Regions from separate parts of the Mus musculus genome. Here region 1 is linked to region 2. Evidence: chromatin loops called from intact Hi-C (ENCODE). Cell type or tissue: gastrocnemius. All regions are shown on one strand.

The links. Hi-C counts contacts between places; a loop is a spot of excess contacts. Peaks named below come from ENCODE experiments on the same cell type or tissue, not always from the same donor. Only the 100,000 strongest peaks of a DNase experiment are listed, where the experiment ranks them.
Region 1: a loop joins it to region 2, with 10 times the contacts of the local background. A loop is called at or near these places in 40 of 42 quality-filtered maps.

Annotation. Positions count from the first base shown.
Region 1 is chr2:172,826,551-172,834,550 of GRCm38, forward strand. No RefSeq gene overlaps it. Among named protein-coding and RNA genes, the nearest start is that of 1700055K11Rik, 30 kb to the right of the region's middle. In gastrocnemius, CTCF peaks have their summits at 1,155 (motif pointing right), 4,721 (motif pointing right) and 5,391 (motif pointing right); DNase peaks (open chromatin) are centred at 1,194, 4,734, 5,409 and 6,856.
Region 2 is chr2:173,086,348-173,094,347 of GRCm38, forward strand. All of the region lies in intron 2 of Gm40011, which reads left to right. Ctcfl (CCCTC-binding factor (zinc finger protein)-like) reads right to left here. Exons shown (of 11, transcript NM_001355185.1): 11 at 7,262-8,000. Among named protein-coding and RNA genes, the nearest start is that of Gm40011, 7.6 kb to the left of the region's middle. RefSeq lists an enhancer at 300-2,520. In gastrocnemius, CTCF peaks have their summits at 1,324 and 3,326 (motif pointing left); DNase peaks (open chromatin) are centred at 1,318 and 3,317; H3K27ac peaks cover 2,642 bases.

The sequences.
Region 1 (8,000 bases), 260 kb before region 2:
GTTGAGCTGATTGGCCTCCTGGCCAGCAGCTCAGGACAGTGTCTCAATTGATTGTAATTGTGTCATTGGGGGCAAAAGAGTGCATTGTGACTGAAGGGGGTGTGGCCAGTGCTCATACTAAAAGGAATCCAACTCCAGAATCCTTCCCCAGGGACCTGGGACAAATGACCTCAATTCTTTTAGTCTCCAGTTCTGTCCTTGGAGGGTCTGGGACCGTCAGGATAGTTGCCAGGGCTCTTGTCTGATGTGAACATAAGAGGATGGTGTGCCTCATGGTCCTGGCAGCCAATGGTGTGACACAAGTCAAGACAGAAGGCTGAGGGGCCTGCCTGATGAAGAGGCCCCAGCTCAGACAGGTGAGAACCTAAGGGCTGATTTCTCCTCCTTGTCCATGTCCCCTCTCCCTCAAGGGCTGTCCTCTTGCATGGGGAGAGCCTTCTGCTACGCCAAGCCAAGTACGTAGATACAAAGGCAGGTGGCACAGACATTGTGGCACAGGTCTGAAGTCCCAGCATTCAAGAGGCTGAAGCAGGAGGGTACCTGTGAGTTTAATGCTAGCTTGTTCTAGAGAGTGAGACCCTGTCTCTAAATAGAAGAAAAGAAAGGAGGAAGGGAGAGGGGAGGGGAGGAGGGAGGGAGGGAAGGAGGGCAGCAAAGGCTGGTTTCGTTCAGAGATTCCTCAGACACAGCCAGGGTCACCGTTCCCTCTGACTGCCCATGGAGCAGAGAAGCCTGTAGTCATTCTACGGCTTGTGGCTCCCAGCAGCTCCTGGAGCAGCAGCCTTCCAGGTGGGACCCGGCCTGAGTTTCTACACAGCCATCCATGCCTGATAGCCCTGTTCTACCATCGGGACAAAAGGGACTTGGCCTTGGCCTCAGAGGGCCAGCGTCCTCCCAGGAACTCAGGATCTCCACCTTGAAGGACTATTCTCTGTCCCCAAGTGAATGGGGACCACTGGAGTCCACTCAGCTGACACCAGTTCTCAGCCAGTGCCATGTGAGGTTAATTTCCTGGACAGTTGAAGGTGCAGTTCTCAGGGTGGGGTGCAGTTCCCATTAAGAGGGACCACACCCGAGCGGCTGAGTGTTTTGGCTTGAATGTGGCAGGAGCACCCTCCCCACTCAGGCTCCTCCTGTGTTAGAACACTTGGACCCCAGCAGGGGGCAGTGTTGGAAGGTTGTAGAACCTTCACAGCGGAGGCCGTGGGTAGCCTTCATTAGTGCCAAGAACAAACACCCAGCAAGGATTCCTGCCACACAGAGCCTCCCTGCCACGCCTCGCCTACAGGCCAGACTCTAACCCCTGGACAGAGAGCCAGGGTAAACCCACTTCTTGTTTCTGTCAGGTGTGTTGTTGTCATAGCAACGAAAAAGGGTAAATAATGCAAATAGTGACAGCCAGTCAAGCCCTGGGGATGGGGTGGCCCATGCTGGGTGCCCTACCAGTGGCTGCTGGGTGTCCAAATGCATGACCAACACCAGAGTGGAAACTGAACAGCAAAACCTGGGTGCCCAGTGTGGCCACCCCTAGCCCCTCAGAAAGCAGGCTCTCAAGGGTCATCAGAGCTGGGTGTGGTGACAAACAGTTTTCTTCCCAGTGCTCCAGAGATCAGGGGCAGGTGGCTCTGTAGGTCTGAGGCCAGCCTGCTCTACTTGGTGAGTTCCAGGACGGGCCCAGTTACATAGTGAGACCCTGTCTCAAACACACAAACAACCCCAAAAATGTCCAAGGGAGTAAATCAGGGAGAGGATTCCCCATAAGCCGCTGGGTACCTGGGACCCCAGCTCCAGAGAGATTTCCTTAGACACTTGAAGGCAGAGGTCTGTGACAAGAAAGGCTGAGTCAGGGCATGTGGCCACACCTCATCCTGGTCCCCAGCATCCTTCAGTGACCTAGGAGAACAAAGGTTGACCTTTCACTCCCAGAACCACAGGAGCCCATCAATCTTTCTGAGGCCATAGGTCATATGGCCAGGAAACTCACCCAATGTTCCTATCACGAGAAGCTCTGGCATCCCTGAGTCTTCCACGGAGTAGCCCCGGAGCCGGCTGAAGCCCACAGGTTGGCTGTCAGCCTGGGGCTTTTGTAGGACTGGGGAAGAGAGCCCTGAGACAGAGCCCCCTTCGCGAGAGTAGGCACAGCCCAGCTCACGTCAGGACTTTTGGAGGCATCCCAGGGTTTCTAGGCTCAACAGGGGCCTGAGTGAGAAAGGAGCCACAGGAATTAGGTGGCCTTGAGTGGAGAGCGCGGGCCTCCACTGCTGGAAACACAGACTGGATGTGGGCTGTTCTGGGTCTCCCAGGACCAGGAGCTTGAGGAGACCGGCCGCACTGTCCCAGCAGGCCTCCATCACCATGGGTTAGTTCGGGGCAGACGTGGGCAGTGGGCAGGACTCAGCCTCGAAGGGCTTCTTTTCTGCCTGAGAGGGAACAGCCCAGAGTTCCTGGGGGGCTGCAGTAGACTCACAGTGGCTAGCAAAGCTCGAAGCTGCCTCAAACTCAGATGGGCCAGGCCCAGATGAGGAGCCCCTCCCCCACACCCACACCTGTCCCCACGTTGCAAATCTTGGGTCTGCCGTATCTGCAGGAAGTCTTGGCTCGGGTGGCTTCGGTCTATCCTCAGGTCAGCCTCAAGCCCAGGGACAATCCTGTGGTTCTCTGTTCTCCAGTTTATTTCGTTCCTAACTGAAGCAACAAAGAGACCCGAATGGTTTCAAGGAACTGAGGGGAGACTCTCCAGCGCCACAGATAGAAGCAAAAACACCAGGGGTAGTGGGAACGGAGGAGGGGCACTTAGTAGAGACATCCTGGCCCAGGACATCACAGCCGGGGTGTGGTTCCTCTCTCAGGGGCTCTTCTCTAGCCAGACCAATGGAGGGTGACAGTCACCAGGAGCATCTAAGGCCACCAGGAGATGCTCCTCTGATGCCTGTGGGAAAGTCTCCTGACCAACTTCTTGACGTGGGAAGATGCATCTTAAGTGGGCTAAGCAGCTGAGCATCCCCAAATGCACACGGCTCTGTTCCTCATGTGGAAGTGATGCGACCGGACCCTTTCGGCCACTCTGGCCTCCCCACCATGACAAACTATAACCTGGAACTGCGAGCTGAATAAACCCCTTCCCCCTTAAGAGTTTTTGTCAGGTATTGTCACAGCCACAGGAAAGAAACAGAGACAGCTATTTCATAAGTCACAGACCTCCTGTGGCAAGTGTCCATTGCTATACCACCAGCACCCAGGGTCTCGTTGCTACCCAGCTGACGCCCTGATAGTTTGTGATGACTTCCCTGTTGGGTCCCTGGAATACAAACCTGTGTTAAGATCCAGGGTCCTGAAGAGGGAGGCAGTGACAAGCTGTTTACCTGGGATCCTTCTACCCCATAATTCCTTTGGTGGATGTCTCCCCCAGAGACCCCTTTTACCCCTAACATCAAGAGGGATTGATTTGCTCAAACCAGGGGCTAGCAAACCACAGCCCTCCCACAACAGTGCTGAATCCTCCCGTGTCAGAGATCATGAGCATCACGGATCCTTCAAAGAGAACTCCGTCAGCCTTGGCAAGTGGTTTATCAAAGGTTGCTGCCCAGAAGGGGTGAGAGCTTTGCTGCAGAGGCTCTGTGTGGCTTTTGGAGAGCCCCTCAGCTCCCATGAGTTCACATCCCTGTCTATAGACTCAAGGCCTTTTGCACCTAAGGCCCTCAAGCACCGTGACTCCATGGTGGCACTCTAGTGGGCTTCAGGGTATTAAACTCTCCCCAAAAGAGAGGCTTGTCAGAGGGATTTATGGCTTGCTAACAAGAATCAAAGCATGGCTTACAAAATCCCAATTACCCAAGCTGGCCCTGAACTTATGAGCATTTGTAAAATTAGAAAGAGCTGAGATTAAACCCTCGGGTGGTTGAGCAACTGGTAAGACATGGGAAACTAGCCCCAAGGCATCTTTTTGGGAGCTTGGGTTCTGGGTGTGGCTCACCCTCTGGGACCCTTGTTGTGAGTTTCGAGGCCAAGCGGGGGTTGGGGGGGGGCAAGAAGGAAGGCCAAGACACCCACAGCGACACACACTGAAGCCTGAGAAGCCCCTCCTCGCCTCTAAGGACCTCTTGTCCCAGACACAGGGTGGCTACTGAACAAAGAGTTTTCATTGTGTCCTTTATTTCAAACATCTCCCTCATTAAAAAAATAATATCAAGAACATATGTATTGGCCAATCTGGACATGTGAGGCCAGAGAACAGCAAGCTATGGGGAGGCCTGCAGGATTACTCCACCCTGAGCCTACAGCCTGGTCCTCTGCTCAGCTGGTAGCTCCACGCCTCAGAGACTCAGTTTCTCCACTAAAAGGGAATCAGGTTTGCCTCGAGGCCAGGGCTCCTGCAGCGCCCCAGCAGGCTGCAGGTGAAATTTAATCCATAAATACGGGCAAGTGGCCAGTGAGGAGAGAGCCACACAGGCCCTGTCCAGCAAGGCAGGCTCAGGTCTCGTTTGAGGTCACACAGCTGGGCCTCAGCACAGCTCGGGATTAGGAGGTCTTGAATATCAGTGATTTCCTGGCTCACACAGCCTCAGTTTACCAACCTCTCTGCCCAGAGAAAGACCTCAGAAATGACAACTGTTTGTAGGTACAGGGTCTGAGGCCACCCCAGTGTGGGGAGCACAAGGCCTGCCATGCTGAGGAAGGAAAACAGCCTAGCAGCCAAGAGTGCTGCTGCAGCATCCGTTCATCCAGCAGAGGGCAGCAGAGAGCAGAAGTTGCCTCAGGGAGGAACCTTGGGCTGTTAGCACTAGGGGTTGTTGGACACTGTCCCCTCTCTTTAACCTGTGACAAGGCTGGTGGTGATCTCCAGGGCCCTCGGGTGTATGCACATCCTTGAGAAGCATGCTGTATTGCTGTGGCCAGGCCTACCGAAGAGGATGTCTGCCACAGGGTGGTGGGGTGGAGGCCCTGTTGTGGCCACCCTCCTTCAGGGTCCAGGAGCTTCCAGCAAAAGCAAAACGGAGGCTCAGAACCAAAGTGATTTATCCAGGGGCTTCATAGCAGTGCCCCCCAAATGTCACCTGTCCATCTTACCCCCCAGAAACCATGCGACACTACCTGTCACAGTTGCAGGGACCTCTCAGATGCATTTGGGAAAGAACATAGGTGTGTGGAGATTTTCCTCCGTGACCTGTGTGCACCCTCACAGGAGGGAGACGAGAGAGTCAGGAAGGTGGGTGTCATGGATGCTGGGACCCAGATGCACAGTGTCGGGGAGGCATCTCGTGGTGAAGGTTACACCTGGCACACAGTAGCTGCTACATAAATACTTCCCAGGGACAGAATGTTTGACGTGCAGAGGGGCTACTCAGCCCTCTGCAGCTCCTGTTGGCTGTCATCATTCTGGGCCTGCGGGGCAGGAAAACTCAACCACCAGCAGGGGGCGCCTGTGACCTTTGACTTCACTGTGCAGTCCTGAGCCCAACAGGACACATGGGTTTGCTTGCTCTCTTGCACTCTGTCTGTCTCTGTCTCTTTCTTTCTCTCCCTTCTGTCTCTCTGTCTCTCTCCCTTTCTATGTCTTTTTCTCTGTCTCTGTCTCTCTGTCTCTCTCTTTCACACACACACACAAACTCATACATGCATGCTCACTTCTTTCCTCTGAACTGGTATGCCCAGGCAGGCCTGTCACCATGATTAGTGGGCACTTGCCCCTCAGGACCTAAACCTGGAGCCCTGACCTTGTCTCTACTGATAACACTAAGCCATGCCAGGCAGTGGTGGCGATCGCCTTTAATCCCAGCACTTGGGAGGCAGAGGCAGGTGGATTACTGAGTTTGAGGCCAGCCTGGTCTACAGAGTGAGTTACAGGTTAGCCAGGGCTACACAGAGAAACCCTGTCTCAAAAAACCAACCAACCAACCAAACAAACAAACAAACAAACAAATAAACAAACAAAAGACACTAAGTCATAAACCTGCAAAGAGAGCCAGAGGCCAGGAGGATGGCTGTATATCCCCAGCCTGTGATTCCCAGCTAGGACCACAGGCTGGGAGGGTCCTGATGCAGTCAGCTGGCACAGCTGAAGGTTCCCCCCACCCCATCCCCGTCCTGCAAATACAAACCCACAAACCCACACCTGTGTGACTCTCAGCCCCTCCTACCTCTGTGAAGGCTGAGCCCAGATGAGGCAAGGTTGTCTCCTACCCATGCGCCCAGGACACAGCCGATGCTTCTCTTCTGCATGTTACAGACAGAGCACTGGGATACCTCTGTAACCTCCGATATGACAGACAGAGCACATGTGAAATCGGCCCAGGTTAGCCACGTCTGTCTGACTCCACATCAGAATGCGACTCTGGGCTCCTGGGTGTCCAAAACCAGGAGCTGACGGTTATACAGAAACAATGATAGCTGTCTCCCCTCCTGCCTGTGCTTGTGTTGCTCCCTGGAGGGGCTAGACATGAAGCCCCTCCTCACATCACCTATGTAAACAGATTCTGAAGTTCATTGTGGAAGTTGTGTCTACTGGCCTCCTTGGGCTTGCTTTTACATGGGCCACATTCAAGTCTGGGTGGAGGGCAATGAAGGGGTGCTGTCTCCAAGGGTATTAACTGGAGCCACACAAGGGAGAAACCCACTGGGAGGATTACACACACCCCCACCTCTCACCCCACCCCCACCCCCACTGCCTGCCTGTCTTGGAGCTGTCCCAGCTTGCCTGCCGACCCTCCCCAGAAGCCATCACTCCTCTCTTCAGGCTGGGTGGCAAAGATGGGTCAAGACTGTAAAAGCATGCCCTGGAATTCCCTGGAGGCAGGATATCCCTCCTCCCCCATAAAAGTCTCCCTGACTCTGTCATGGCCAGTTGCCAGGGTAATGGCCAGTTGCCCAGGTAATGGCTGTGTGCAGCTCAGCTTTAAAGCCAGGGCCCAGTAGGTTGTCAGGAACAGGGTTCTCAGAATGCTTTTCCTGGCAGAAAGAAATGGAGCACTGTCTGCAGTCACTGCCTGTGGGAGAGCCTAGCTAGTGGCTTGAAACATGGCAGGGGAGGGACACACAGACTCCGTGTGACCCATAGGAACATCAACCTAGGTTAGCACTCCACTCTGTCCATTGAAGTTCTTTGTACCCCAGGGTTTCTCACCAGAATAAAAGTCCCAGCTCCTTAGATGGCAGGGTAGAGGCTAGGATCTAGAAGACCACACTTGGATCTGGGCTCCAGAGTCATTTGCTCGTAAACTCTTTATTTTGTTTCTTTTGAGGTTCTGTGGATAGAGTCAGGGCCTTGCAAACACCAAGCAAATGCTCTGCCCCTTAGCCACATACCAAGACCTTTTTCTGGTTTTAATTTGGAAACAGGATCTCACTATGTTGTCCAGGCATACCTCAGGATGTCAATCCTCCTGCCTCAGCTTGAGTAGCTAGGATTGCAGATCTGTGTCACCCAGCCCAGCTTTAAAAAGCCACCTTTCTGGATCCTGGCTCTGGCCCCAGGCCATGATGTTCACCACTCCACTACCCAGGAAGCCCTTCCCATCTTTCTGAACAGTGGCTTTCCACCTTGAGAACCTGCTAAATTACACCCTTCACCAGGGAGTCCTCCCAGACTGCTGTGGTCACAGACCGGCCCTCCCTGACATCCCTCCTGTTTTCAGGAGCCTTCACTGATTAACAGTTACCTCTCATGTCTGCCTGGGTAGATTCACCCACTTGTTTGTGGATGTCTCGTCCCCTCAGTGTTAGTCAGCTTTTTTGATTAGCACCCAAGGAGACTGTGTGGAGAGGTTTTTTTCAGGCCTTCCTCCTGTACATCAGGCATGGTGTTGCACACCTGAAACCTCAGAACTCGGAGGCTGAGGCAGGAGGATCATGAATTGGAGGCCAACCTGACCTATGAAGCAAGGTTCTGGGTCCCCAAAATAAAGTTCGTCCAGGTCTGGAGGCTCATGCACCCGGGTGGTAGAGATAGGAAGGTTGCAAGTTCAAGTCATCCTACGGTATCTATCTACACACAAGGTCCTAGG
Region 2 (8,000 bases):
TCCCAAGTGTTGGGATTAAAGGTAGGCATACCACTGTCCGTCTATAAATAAATCTTTAATAGTAATAATGATGATAATAATAATAATGATATAGTTTGTGAACAGTTGAAAAAGAACCAACCAAGCAAAGGTGGACAACACATGAGAAGACACACGACACATGAGGTTGACCCCTGGCCTCCTCTTGTGTACCCACAGACGCTATTGTGCCTCACTCATGGGCTGGTGCCCAGGTCAGTGAGGTGACACTGGAGACCGTTGCAGAAGCTCCTGGCCTAGAGAAATGCTGAGGCCTGCCGGTCAGCACCAATAACGGCAGCAGTTATTAGTCTGCTGTGCACTATCTATCGCCTCAGCCACTGTCCCTGCGGACAGGCAACACTGGCTTTCCATTTCCAAGAAGCAGTCTTTGGTTGTGTCATTTTATTTATAAAACTCACGCATGCATGAGTGTATGCATGCGCGTGCGTGTATGTGTGTGTGTATTACATGAGCACACCGTCGCTGTCTTCAGACACACCAGAAGAGGGCATCAGATCTCATTACAGGTGGTTGTGAGCCACCATGTGGTTGCTGGGAGTTGAACTCAGGACCTCTGGAAGAGCAGTCAGTGCTCTTAACCACCGAGCCATCTCTCCAGCTCTTCTTTCTGGTTTTTGCCTAGGCTGTCTTTGAATTTACTATGTAGTCAAGGATGTCCTTGAACCTCTGCCTCCACGTTCTGAGATTACAGGCCTGGCCCCAACACTCTGCTCATGGTGGGAGTTGAACTGGGGCTTTGTGCTAGGCAAGCACTCTGTCAGCTTGCTAGTATGTAGCTCAGGCTGTCATCAAACTCACGATTCTCCTGCCTCAGCTTCTTCAGCATTTGCCTCCTGGGCTGCAATACAAGCTACTAATTTATATATATATATTTTTCGTTTTAAGACAGGAATTGAAGGTAAGTCTCAGAACCTGACCCCAGGGTGCAGTCCAGATCTGGGAATTAAGCCGAGTATCTGACCATCTGGGAAGGCAGCTTCTGTAACCTGCGTCTTGTCACTTAGAATGGCCGGGGCTGGTCATTCCACAGTGTCGATGCCATCTAGACAGACCAGGCTGTGGAAGAGAACAGGACACTTTGTCTGCATTCCTGAGATCCCCTCACTGTCGTCCAACCGTACTGCGTGCGGCTTCCACCCCAGACCTGGCTGGTATTTTTAGCTTGCAGCGAGCGCTTGGCACCCTGCACGGCCCTGAACACTGACCAAATTTAGAAATCTCAGGAGTCTCGGCACTATGAATGAACGGGCTCTGGTGAGTGAGCTGCTGCTGACAGGGCTCTGCTGCCGCTGCTGGGGAAGCCTGGGGATGCTGAGCAGCCAGAGAGAATCAAGACACCGTCACCCCTGAGCTCCAGCCAGCCCTGGGAACGGCAAAGCTAACACAATATGCATGTCCACCAGAGCCTGGCAGGTGACCAGACAGGGGTGGGGTGAGGGTGAAGATGAGGCTGCAGGGCAGTGTGGGGAGAAGAGGGGGACATGCCACATTTATGTTGCCAAAGTTAGTGTGTACTTCATCTGAAATTAGAACACTGGAGACAGAAAAAGTTCAAATACTCCAAGACCATAGACTAATTTATTATGTCTGTCTGTCTGTCTGTCTGTCTCTGACTGTCTGTTTCTTCTCTGTCTCTCTCTCTCTCTGTCTCTCTCTCTCTGTCTCTCTCTCTCCTAGACAGATAATAGACAAATTATCTGACTACATAGTCTTTTTCCATCTGGTAGATATCTTTAACCTCCATGTTGTCAATATTCACAGACACACGCTGAATATTCAAAGACACAGCCTCCATTTGGGGAAGGGCCTTTCCACCCAGCAAGAGGTTCAAGGGTCCAGGAGCCCCCAGGAAAGGCCTTGGCTCCTCTCAATGTTTCTGCCTCTGGTTCTTATTGTCACGGGTGCTGGGGATGGGACCAGCATAAGCTAAGCTAAGCAGGCATGCTCTCTACCACTGAGCTACCCCCACTCCCAGGTCTACATTACTCCTTTTCACAGTTCAGGCCTTAGAATAGAATCACTGTTTGAGAAATCTTAATCACGTTTGGATTGCTCTGCACGCTTGCAGCCATTAACCAGAAATGATGAGTACAGCAGGCCACCCTCTAAGCTCAGTTGCCTCTAAGAGAAATATTTAAAAAAATTTTTTTTAGATTTATTTTTATTTTATGTGTGTATTTTGCTTGCCTGGGTATCTATTCACTATTCGTGTGCCTGGTGCCTGTGGAAGTCGGAGGAGGGCCTCAGATCCCTCGGAACCGGAGGCAGTTGTGAGCTGCTATGTGGATGCTTGGAATTGAACCTGGGTTCTCTGGAAGAACAGGCAATGCTCTAAACAATGGAGACATCTCTCCAGCCCCCAAGAGAGCTATTTTACCAGAGCTGTTTGTATGACATCTCCTGGCCACAGGAGACTTTTGTGGCACTTTCTGTGGTGTCCAGCACAGCGGGCCTCCTGTTCTGTCCTCTGCTCAGGGTGGAAGCAGAGGCAGGCACACCATTTGAAACACTAGGTTGTGCAGGTTGCAGAGATGATTGGTGGTGACCGTGTTTATGACAGCCATGCCTTGGGAATGTGGGGCGGCTGGTGTGAGCATCTCACACCAGGTACTCACTACAAATCAACTTCTACGAAAGGCTGGGGCGAGGGAGTGTGAGCGGAGATGAGCACCACACTCCAAGTCATTCGCTGTCGTCGGTATGTTTCACTTGCCTTAGAGACAAAACCAGGACCACTGATAGGACCAGCCTGAGGCCTGTCATGGGCATCAGAAGAGATGAGCGTTCATTCGGGAGACCAGACCTAGGAAAAAACCTGTTCTTGCCACTTTCCAAAAGTGAGCCATCATGACATGGATGCCACCAATGGACCTCGATGTCAGCTGTAGAGGTTATCACGATGTAAAGCATGCTTTCTGTTGGTCTCTCTCTCTCTCTCTCTCTCTCTCTCTCTCTCTCTCTCTCTCTCTCTCTCTCTCTCTCTCTCTCTCTCTCTCGTTTTAACGGTCTTTGTAGGAGAATGCTGTCATCAACCTAAGTTACAAGGGGATATACTGTCTCCTGGCAAAACAGGCGTGAGCTGGGGCAGAGGTGAATCTCCAAGTCTCTAAAGGAAGTCCTTCCCAGGTAGCTCCCCTAACCTGCCACCCTCATCAACAAATTCTCCTCGGGTACAACACAAGGTAAGCTGCCAAGATTGAGTCCGGACTTTGTGTGTTTATGGAAGTGCCTTGAATCACCAGTACCAGTGTTTGAGAAGTTGACGCCTGCCCTCTGGTGGGCACTAGATGCACTGCAGCTGTGTTAGAGCCCAGTGCATTGGAATCTGCCACCCTTCAGCAACTGTGTGCTGCGCTCTCCTCCTGGATGGGGTTTGTCATAGAACAGAGTCAACATTCCAGCCAAACTTTGCTGTCCGATCCAAAAGTCTGCTTATAAGGAGATTTTTGACTGCTCTTTAGAGACCTACGAGGCTTGCTTTTTTTTTTTTTTTTTTTTTTTTTTTTTTATTTTGAGACAAGGTCTCATATAGTCCAAGTTGGCTTTGAACTCACTATGTAGCTAAGAATGACTGTGAACTCCCAAGCCTCTTGTCTCCCCAATGCTGGGATTACAAACCCTGCACCACTGCATGCAGTTTATTCTGTGCTGGGATCAAACACAGGGCTTCATGCTAGACAACCACTTTCCTGACTGAGGGACGGCCTCGCCCCAGCCTCTTAGGTTAGCATCCTAAGAACATGTTCTTTCCCTTGCATGCTCTTTAAAAAGGCTTATTTTTATTTCATGTGTGAGTGTTTTGCCTACATGTATGTGTGCGTACACTGTCCCCGGAGGCAAGAAGAGGGCGTCAGATGCCCTGCAACTGGAGTTACTAACAGTTGTGAGCTGCTGTGTGCCTGCTGGGAGCTGGACCTAGGTCCTCTGCATGGGCCAACAGTGCTCTATAACCACTGAGCCACCTCTCCAGCCTCATTTGTTCTTAAACTAAGAGTGTTAAAGTGCTGTGAAGTGCACAGAAGAGCTCCCACTGTGGTACTTCTTCTTTTCAAAAGATCTATTTATTTAATGTATGTCTTCAGACGCACCAGAAGAGGGCATTGGATCGCATTCCAGATGGTTGTAAGCCACCAGGTGGTTGCTGGGAATTGAACTTGGAATCGCTGGAAGAGAAGCCAGTGCTCTTAACCTCTGAGCCACCTCTCCAGCTCCCATGGTACTTCTTTAAAACTACAATGATTTGTGTGCACGTATAGCACTCATGTGTGTCAAGGTATGCATGTGGGCTCAGAGGACAAGTGTCAGGATGGCTTCAGTTCTCTCCTGGGGATTGAACTCAAGTCATTAAGGCTTGGCAGCAAGCACCTTTTACCTGCTGACCCATATTGCTGGCCCCACAATGGCTAAATATACAGTTAGTTTAGAGGTGTTCAGAGTGTCGCACTGTTGAGTAGCCTTCATGGCCTTTCTAAGTCTTCATGCTGAATAACGGTTCAATGGGTGTTGCAATGTCCTCATTAAACGCTATTCCTCTGTGCTCCCGCCCCTGCTGCCCTCTGTTCTCCTGTCCTTCCCAAGGATGCTGACTCCCCTGGGAGCTCCCACCACACCGCCCAGCAGAGCTCAGTGTTCACCTAGGCTGGAGAGCACTTGCTCTTTCAGGGCTGCATAGTGAGCCGTTGCACATATGGTCCACATTCTATTTTTCTCCTCGCCCACTGATGGGGTCTTGCTTCAGTGTGGGCATACACGACTCTCTCAGAAACCCCAGTCCCAGTTTGGTTGGGAGCCCAGCAGCGAGCTGTGGAACCACGTTGGCATTTCACTTGAATGTTCTGGGGAAATGTGCCTTCCCAAAACACCGCCTAGATGTTTCCACCCACAGAACACAGGGCACCAGGTCCTCTGAATTTCTCACTACACAGAGGTGACACCTTGTGTGTGCATGCCTCTGCACGTGCACGAGTGTGGAGGTCAGAGGTCGACACAGAGTGCCTAACCCAACCGCTCTATACCTTAGATTTTCAACACAGGGTGAGTACTGAACCTGGGACCCACGGAGTCAGCTATGTCAGATCCAACTGTCTCTGCCCCGAGGTACAGGTTACAGATGCCTGCTGGCACACCTTGCCTTCCACTTGGGTACCAGGGAGCCAAGGTCCTCCTGCTTGTGCAGAAGACACTTGCCACCCCACCCTCCGATATTAAATTGTTCCAAAAAATGTGTGTGTTTGTATGTGTGTAAGTGTATGTGTGTGGTGTGTATGAATGTGTCTGTGTGTGTGTATGAGTGTATGAATGTGTGTGTGAATGTATGTGTGTGGTGTGTATATGTGTGTGTGTATGAGAGTGTGTGGGTGTATGAATGTATGTCTCTCTGTGTGTTTGTGTGTCTGTGTGTGTGAATGTATGTGTGTGGTGTATATGAATGTGTGTCTGTGTGTGTATGAGTGTGTGTGTGTATGAATGTGTGTCTGTGTTTGTGTATGAATGTGTGTCTGTGTGTGTATGAGTGTGTGTGTCTGTGTGTATGAGTGTGTGCATGAATGTGTCTGTGTGTGTGTATGAGTGTGTGTGTCTGTGTGTGTGTATGAATGTGTGTCTGTGTGTGTGTATGAGTGTGTGTGTCTGTGTGTATGAATGTGTGTCTGTGTATGTATGAGTGTGTGTGTCTGTGTGTGTGTATGAATGTGTGTCTCTGTGTGTGTATGAGTGTGTGTCTGTGTGTGTGTATGAGTGTGTGTGTGTGTATGACACCACTATGTACAAGTAAAGGGCAACTTAGCAGAAGTTCATTCTTTTTTTCCCCGATGTGGGTCATGGGAATCGAACTCAGGTCATCAGGCTAGCCAGCAAATGCTTTTACTCACTGAGCCATCTTACTGGCCCAACAAGGCATTAAAAACAAAGGTTTTGTTTTGTCTTGTTATTTTTTTTTTTGTTTCTGTTTTTTAAACTAGTTGGTCATGATAGCACATGCCTTTAACCTCAGCACTCGGGAAGCAGAGGCAGGTGGATCTCCTGAGTTAGAGGCCAGCCTGGTGTACACAGTGAGTTCTAGGACAGCGAGGACTGCCCAGAGAAATCCTGCCTTAAAAAACAATAATAATGTCAGATCTCCTGGAGTTAGAGTTGGTCGTGAGCTGCCCAACATGTGTGCTGGGAGCCCAACTCAGGTCCTCTTCAAGAGTGGTATGTACTCTTAACTGCTGAGCCATCTCTCCAGCCCCCCAGGACATTTTAAAGACCATAATTATCTGGGTTTCTGGTGCAGGTGTAACCACGGTCACTCAGGGGGTGAGGACTGAATTCCAGCTCTGCCTGACCTACACAGAGGGAGACCTACAGACCAGGAAGCCTAAGCATGACTGTGGTCTCTCGGGTGGTGATGCCCTGCCTAGCATGCCTGAGGCCCCATGCTTGATCTCTAGGACAGCAAGAATGAAAAAGACTACCATTTGCACATCACAAAGATGGGTTTTTAAAAATCATTTTATTTTTTATTGAAATATGCAAAAGTTCTTCCAACAGTAAAAAAAAAAAAAAAAGAAAGAAAATATAAAAATCAAGTCACAATGACAACAGATGACAGATCACAGAGTAACCCTGTTTCATGTCAGTGTAAGTGGAATTCATTTTCAGCAAGAGAGAGCACTGTAGCCCGGATGCTGGGGGACTGTTCCTGTGCCTGCACCACAGTGGCTTCACGCGTGGGGTGCTTTGAACAGATCAACATTTTAAGCATATGAGCTTGGGGCCTATGGGGAATTCAGAGACGTGGCGATGTATTTGCACTAAGCAAAGATAGGGACTCTGGTCCCTGTAACAGACCCTGGCTAATCTCAGCTGTATAGCGATACCTCAGGCACTGAGTGCCAGCGCAAGGGCTGGGAAAAGATATTCTCTCTAGATAATGAAAATTAAAAAAAAAAATCAAATTCTTCACAAATGCACATTTCATTATCAAACTTCCTGGTCTCTTCTCACAGCCAATCATTTTTAAAATGTTAATAAAACACTTTTTAGCAAAAGGATCAGAAACTTAAATACTGAGAAAACATATATATATATGTTATATATATGTATTCTTTTTTTTTTTTTTTTTTTGGAGAGACAGTCTCATGTAGCCCAGGCTGGCCTGGAGTTTGCTATTTGGCTGAGGATGTCCTTGAACTCCCCACCCTCAAGACAGGTGCGACCCACATCACACCCAGCTAAGGAACAAAGCCAATGCTTGCAACAATGCCAGTGTAATTTCATAGCGGGCGAAGACTACAATTAAGAGAAGACAAGCCCGGCCTGGTGGTAAAGGCTCGTCATTCCTGCAAGACGGAGGCAGGAGAATGGACAGTTTGAAGTGCAGCTGGACTCCAAATTGAGTTCAAATCCAGCCTGGATAATTTAATTTTTTTTGGAAGTTGTGTGGGGGCTGGGGGTATGGCCTGGTGGTGGGGCACTTGTCTAAATTGTGCCAAGCCCTGGGTTTAACCCATAGGCCTACAAGATGGGGGAGGAGGGGCAAAAACTAAAGGTGAGCCTTGCTCTATGCCAAAGAAAGAGCTATGATATATATATATTTTTTTTCTAGTTAAATGAGCATTGTTTCTACCAATTCATCTTTCCGCAGCATTAAGATTCTCAGGTTGACTTTAGAATTCATTGAAAGCATCGTGGTAGCTTTAAATGTCATGGAAAATTCATTGGCATTTAAAAAAAATATACAATTCATTTTAGTGCTTAAAATCATAGTATCAGAAATATCAGCCGGGTGTGGTGGCACACGCCTTTAATCCCAGCACTCGGGAGGCAGAGGCAGGCGGATTTCTGAGTTCGAGGCCAGCCTGGTCTACAGAGTGAGTTCCAGGACAGCCAGGGCTACACAGAGAAACCCTGTCTCGAAAAACCAAAAAAAAAAAAAAAAAAAAAAAAAAAAAAAAAAAAAAGAAATATTGAGGGTG